Linked DNA regions of Homo sapiens: region 1 is linked to region 2. A link is a loop called in an ENCODE intact Hi-C map of the cell type or tissue named here. Cell type or tissue: mammary epithelial cell. All regions are shown on one strand. Each heading gives the region's core, and the rest is flanking DNA. Links, peaks and the distances in the headings are about the cores only. Region 1 has its middle 6.7 kb from the start of TMEM216. Region 2 overlaps LOC124902678 (a long non-coding RNA gene).

Region 1 (2,913 bases), core at 281-2,780, 200 kb before region 2:
TAGCCGACTACAGGCACCCGCCACCATGCCCAGCTAATTTTTTTTGCATTTTTAGTAGAGACGGGGTTTCACCGTGTTAGCCAGGATGGTCTCGATCTCCTGACCTCATGATCTGCCCGCCTCAGCCTCCCAAAGTGCTGGGATTACAGGTGTGAGCCACTGCTCCCGGCTTTTTTTTTTTGTATTTTTAGTAGAGACAGGGTTTTGTCATGTTGCCCAGGCTGGTCTCGAACTGGTGAGCTCAGGCAGTCCACCTGCCTCGACCTCCCAAAGTGCTAGGATTACAAGCATCAGCCACCATGCCTGGTTTCTTATTATTATTATTATTATTATTTTATTTTTTTGAGACAGAGTCTTGCTCTGTCACCCAGGCTAGAGTGCAGTGGTGTGATCTCGGCTCACTGCAGCCTCCGCCTCCTGGGTTCAAGCAGTTCTCCTGCTTCAGCCTCCCGAGTAGCTAGGATTACAGGCGCCCACCACTGCGCCCGGCTAATTTTTGTATTTTTAGTAGAGATGGGGTTTCACCATGTTGGCCAGGCTGGTCTCGAACTCCTGACCTCATGATCCACTCGCCTCGGCCTCCCAAAGTGCTAGGATTGCAGGTGTGAGCCACCGTGCCCAGCCTTATTAATTTTTTTAAAAACAGCTTTCGACTTTCTTTTTCTTCATCGTATAAAATTTGTTTTCTATTTTACAAATTTCTGCTCTTTATAATTTCCTTCTTCTTACTTTCTTTAGGTTTTTTGTTTTGTTTTGTTTTGTTTTTGTTTTTGTTTTTTGAGACAGAGTCTGACTCTGTTGCCCAGGCTGGAGTGCAGTGGTGCGATCTCAGCTCACTGCAGCCTCCACCTCCTGGGTTCAAAGGAATTCTCCTGTCTTAGCCTCCCAAGTAGCTGAGATTGCAGGTGTGTGCCACCACACCCAGATAATTTTTGTATTTTTAGTGGAGATGAGGTTTCACCATGTTGCCCCCAGGCTGATCTTGAACTCCTAACCTCAAGTGATCTACCCGCCTCAGCCTCCCAAAGTGCTGGGACTACAGGCATGAGCCACTGCGCCCAGCTGGGTTCAAAGTGTTTTCTAATTTCCCTTATGATTTCTTCTTTGACCCATGGGCTATTTATAAGTGTATTTTATTTTATTTATTATTTTATTTTATTTTATTTTATTTTATTTTATTTTATTTTATTTTATTTTATTTATTTTAAGACAGACTCTCTGTTGCCCACGCTGCGGTGCAATGGTGCGATCTCAGCTCACTGCCACCTGTGCCTTGCAGGCTCAAGCTATTCTCATGCATCAGCCTCCCGAGTAACTGGGGCTACAGGTGCGTGCCACCACGCCTGGCTAATTTTTGTATTTTTAGTAGAGGTGGGGTTTTGCCATGTTGCCCAAGCTGGTCTGGAATTCCTGAGCTCGAGTGACATGGTATAGGCGTGAACCACCGTGCCCAGCCTTATTTAATTTCTGAATATTTAGTGGTTTCCTAGTATGGCAGTTATCAACACTGCCTCAGCTCCAGATTCACTCTCAGTACCTGTTCTGTTCCATGATAACCGGATCGACGCTAAGCATTTATCCCGTACAGTGAGTACAGTGTTAAGCTTTGTCAGCAGAGGGCACTAGAGGGCTATTGCAGAAACAAAGAGGCTCTCCCGGGTTCCAGTGTGCAGCCTTCGGATTTTTCTAAGGAAACCATGGATGTCAACTATGACCGTGATTAGTTACAAAAATGATCAGTTACAAAAACGAGGACTGTAGCAGCGATGCATATTCTTCTTTGCTTCTTACATGCATGTGTTTATTTGTATGTACTGACCATGTCTTTTGCCTCCCTTTGTTATTTTATGTGCAAATTGTTGGAGGTCAACTTTACAATCTAGTTTTTAGGTAATAGACACAGGTAATAGTTTTTAGGTAATAGTTTTTAGGTAATAGGGATCACGACAAATCTGTGGAGTAATCTAGCCAGCTATGGATACAGTGACTGTTTGGACTGTGTGTCTTATCATTTGGGGGAAGGCTGAGAACTTCACTTTTAGAGAGGAGATATCTTGTTAGTAGGAATGTAGCTACTAAGGGAGTTCAAAATTTGTGTAAAGAGTGCATATGGTAGTGGAGTAGCTGGAAGAATGGTTTCTGCCAGTTACCTATTTTTTGCCTCTCAGCTTCATTATTTACCTACCCTTCGGTGTCTGTTAAGCGATAACTAGACTCGAAGCATTTCTCCCTACAATGAGTACAATGTTAGGCTTTGTCAGCAGAGGACGCTAGAAGGACATTGCAGGAAGGAAAGGGCTTGTCTTCTGGTTCCAGTGCACTCCAGCTAGGGGCCTTGCTCCATCGTCCATCAGCAGGGCACGCCTTGGGAGATCTGCTGGTGTTCCACTCCAGCTGCACACCCAAAGCCGGCACTCCCTTGGCAACTTTGCCGATCTGGTCTAGGCCCCGTGACCAACTTGCTGTGGACTCCTTGTCATGGTTGCCGCTTACTCCAGGCCTTCCACCTGGGGCAGCTCCCTAACTCTGTGCACCTGCCCCCTAGTCTTGGCTTACCTATGCCATGGATGGTTTTCCCCAAAGCCCTCCAGGCATGGACAACGTGCGGTCAAGGCTGTGCCCCAACTTCCTCTGTGCGTCTGCTCACCAATCTGAGTTCTTCTGCATCCCAGAGGGTTGATTCCCATCCTCCATATCCTGTGTGGACACCATGCACTCCAAGCACATGGGGCATTCCAGCTCTTTTGATGCATCTGTCTGACAGCTGGGGCTCACCTGCGACCTGGAAGGTTGTTTCCTAGGGGCCTCCCAATGCGGGTGCTATGTGCTCTGGGCAGGTGGTGTTGCTATGTGCTCTGGGCAGGTGGTGTCCCCATGTGCTCTAAGCACCTGCCTACCAGCCTTAGCTTGCTT
Region 2 (2,913 bases), core at 277-2,776:
GCTTCCGCCACCATACCCAGCTAATTTTTGTATTATTAGTAGAGACGGGGTTTTGCCATGTTGGCCAGGCTGGTCTCGAACTCCTAACCTCAGGCAATCCACCTGCCTTGGCATCCCAAAGTGCTGGGATTACAGGCGTGAGCCACTGTGCCCGGCTACGTTCTTATTATTAGATCTTGCTGGGTGCAGTGGCTCACTCCTGTAATCCCAGCACTTTGAGAGGCCAAGGTGGGAGGATTGCTTAAGCCCAGGAGTTCTAGACCAACTTGGGACACATAGCGAGACCCCCATCTCTACAAAAAATTTAAAAATTAATGGGGCATGGTGGTGTGTGCCTGTAGTTCCAGGTTCTTGGGAGGCTGAGGTGGAAGGGTGGCTTGAGTCCAGGAGGTTGTGGCTGCAGTGAACCGTGCAACTGCACTGCAGCCTGGGCAACAAGTGAGACCCTGTCTCAACAAGAAACAAATTTAAAAACTTTAAAAAGTAAATGAACAGGCCTTAAAGTAAAACATTGTCTACCTGGGAAATATTTTTAAATAGCCAAATATATGTGTCTAACCATTGGAAACATTTAAAAGTCATAATATTTATTTAGAAGATAATATTAATTGTAGACTTTCTTTAGGAAATATATTTATTGTAAAACTGTATTCTATAGTTCATATAACCTTTGTAATAAAAACTCAGGCAGCTAATTTTTCATTGCATTCTGTTCTGCACAAACATTTTTGCAATATATCAAAATTGTGTATTTGTAAAAATGGTCTGTGCTTTTCTTTAGACAGATGGGCAGATGTAGTCCACGCTCATCACTTTAAGAGCAAGGAGCAGGCCGGGAATGGTGGCTCACACCTGTAATCCCAGCACTTTGGGAGGCCAAGGCAGGCTTATCACGAGGTCAGGAGTTTGAGACCAACCTGGCCAACATAGTGAAACCCCATCTCTATTAAAAATACAAAAAATTAGCTGGGCATGGTGGTGGGTGCCTGTAATCCCAGCTACTTGGGAGGCTGAGGCAGGAGAGTCGCTTAAACCTGGGAGGCAGAGGTTGCAATGAGCTGAGATGGAGATCACGCCACTGCACTCCAGCCCAGGCGACAGTGCAAGACTCCGTCTCAAAAAAACAAAACAAAACAAAAAAACAAAAATTAGCCAGGCATGGTGGTGCGTGCCTGTAGTCCCAACTACTTAGGAGGCTGAGGCAGAAGAATCTCCTGAACACGGGAGCCAGAGGTTGCAGTGAGCCGAGATCGCGGACTGCACTCCGGCCTAGGCGACACAGCAAGGCCCTGTCTCAAAAAAAATAAATAAACAAAAGAAAAAGAGCCAGGAGCAGATTCTTTCCTATTGATAATTTCCCTGCTCTTAGAATCTGGGGTGCCTTCCATCTTTCACTGGTAATAGAGTCCCTGGGAAAATCTTTGTAGCTAATATATATTTTATAACTAATAATAATAAACATATATTTACTTATGTGAGATGTATTTCTCAAAATGGGATTCGCAGGTCTAAAGGTAGGAGAGTTCATATTACAGTGGTTTCATGTCGCTAAGTAACTGTTTAAGTAGATGGAACCAATGGGCGGGTCTAAGACCACCACATGTATGCATGTAATATCCGCCTTGGCCACTAGGCGTCAGTCCTCCACTGACAGTAGGCTTCCTGATGGCCTTTTTTCTCTGGGGAATAATTCACTCCAGCAGGAACCCAGGCAACCCCAGCAAAGATATAGCCTCCTCTCTATTGGGGGTCTTTCCCTCTCTTTTATAGAATAATGCTTAGCTTTCCCACCATCTTAAAAGCAATCACGGAAGAAACTCAGAAAAGTATAAGGAGAGAAAAAAATTGTCCATACAGTTGCCTTTTGGATAGAATGAGTGTTAAATCCTTTGGCTAACTGTTAACCTTTTGGTCTTTGTCTGGTGTTTAAAATAGAAATAGCTCGGCTGGGCGCAGTGGCTCACGCCTGTAATCCCAGCACTTCGGGAGGCTGAGGCGGGCGAATCACGAGGTCAGGAGATGGAGACCATCCTGGCTAACACGGTGAAACCCTGTCTCTACTAAAAAATATAAAAAATTAGCCGGGCGTGGTGGTGGCCGCCTGTAGTCCCAGCTACTCGGGAGGCTGAGGCAGGAGAATGGCGTGAACCCGGGAGGCGGAGCTTGCAGTGAGCCAAGATCGAGCCACTGCACTCCAGCCTGGGCGACAGAGCGAGACTCCGCTTCAAAATAAATAAATAAATAAAATAAAATAGAAATAGCTCATGCTACGAGGTGACAGGCATGTTCTAAATGTTTTATATGTTAAATTCATTGAGTCCTCACTGTAGTCCTAGAAGGCAGAAACTGTTCTTCCCTGTGATTTTTTGTTGTTGTTTATAAAGTTTAACAGCTTTATTGAGGTGTGTCTCGCATATCATAAATTTGCCCATCTGAAGTGTACAGTTCAGTGGTCTTTTTCATGTTTACGGAGTTGTAAAAGCATCACCGTGATTTAATCTCAGAACATTTCCAGTACCCCAGGAAGAAACCCACATGCATTAGCATACCTACTCTTGCCCTTACCCATGACTAGAAGGGACTATTCTTATCCCAAGTTTACAGATTAGGACGCTGAGGCCCAGAAACAAACTTTTCCAAGGTCACGTGACTCGTACATATCAGTGCTGGGGTTTGAACTCGGGCAGAAAGGCTCTGGGCCCCGCATGCCTGGCTACTTGCAGACATCATGATCCTTTGCTCCTAAATCTTTAGTGTGTGTCTCCAAGGACATTTGCTTACATGGGCAATGTCACACTGTTCACATGCAGAAAGTCTAACATTGATGTGCGCTCAGCAAGACTGGGGTCATGTGACTTAAGATGGCTGCAGAAAAAAACAAATTAAAAATATTTTTTAGGAAAGGTCAGGTGT

Evidence for each region. Peaks named below come from ENCODE experiments on the same cell type or tissue, not always from the same donor. Only the 100,000 strongest peaks of a DNase experiment are listed, where the experiment ranks them.
Region 1: it touches region 2 in a loop (9-fold over the local background); 4 of 110 quality-filtered maps call a loop at or near these places.

Annotation. Positions count from the first base shown.
Region 1 is chr11:61,384,457-61,387,369 of GRCh38, reverse strand. No RefSeq gene overlaps it. Among named protein-coding and RNA genes, the nearest start is that of TMEM216, 6.7 kb to the left of the region's middle. RefSeq lists a silencer at 1,547-1,706. In mammary epithelial cell, for the core only: CTCF peaks have their summits at 1,619 (motif pointing right) and 2,267 (motif pointing right); a DNase peak (open chromatin) is centred at 1,618.
Region 2 is chr11:61,186,449-61,189,361 of GRCh38, reverse strand. All of the region lies in intron 2 of LOC124902678 (a long non-coding RNA gene), which reads right to left. Among named protein-coding and RNA genes, the nearest start is that of PGA3, 16 kb to the left of the region's middle. In mammary epithelial cell, for the core only: a CTCF peak has its summit at 1,634 (motif pointing right); no DNase peak of the experiment used is centred there.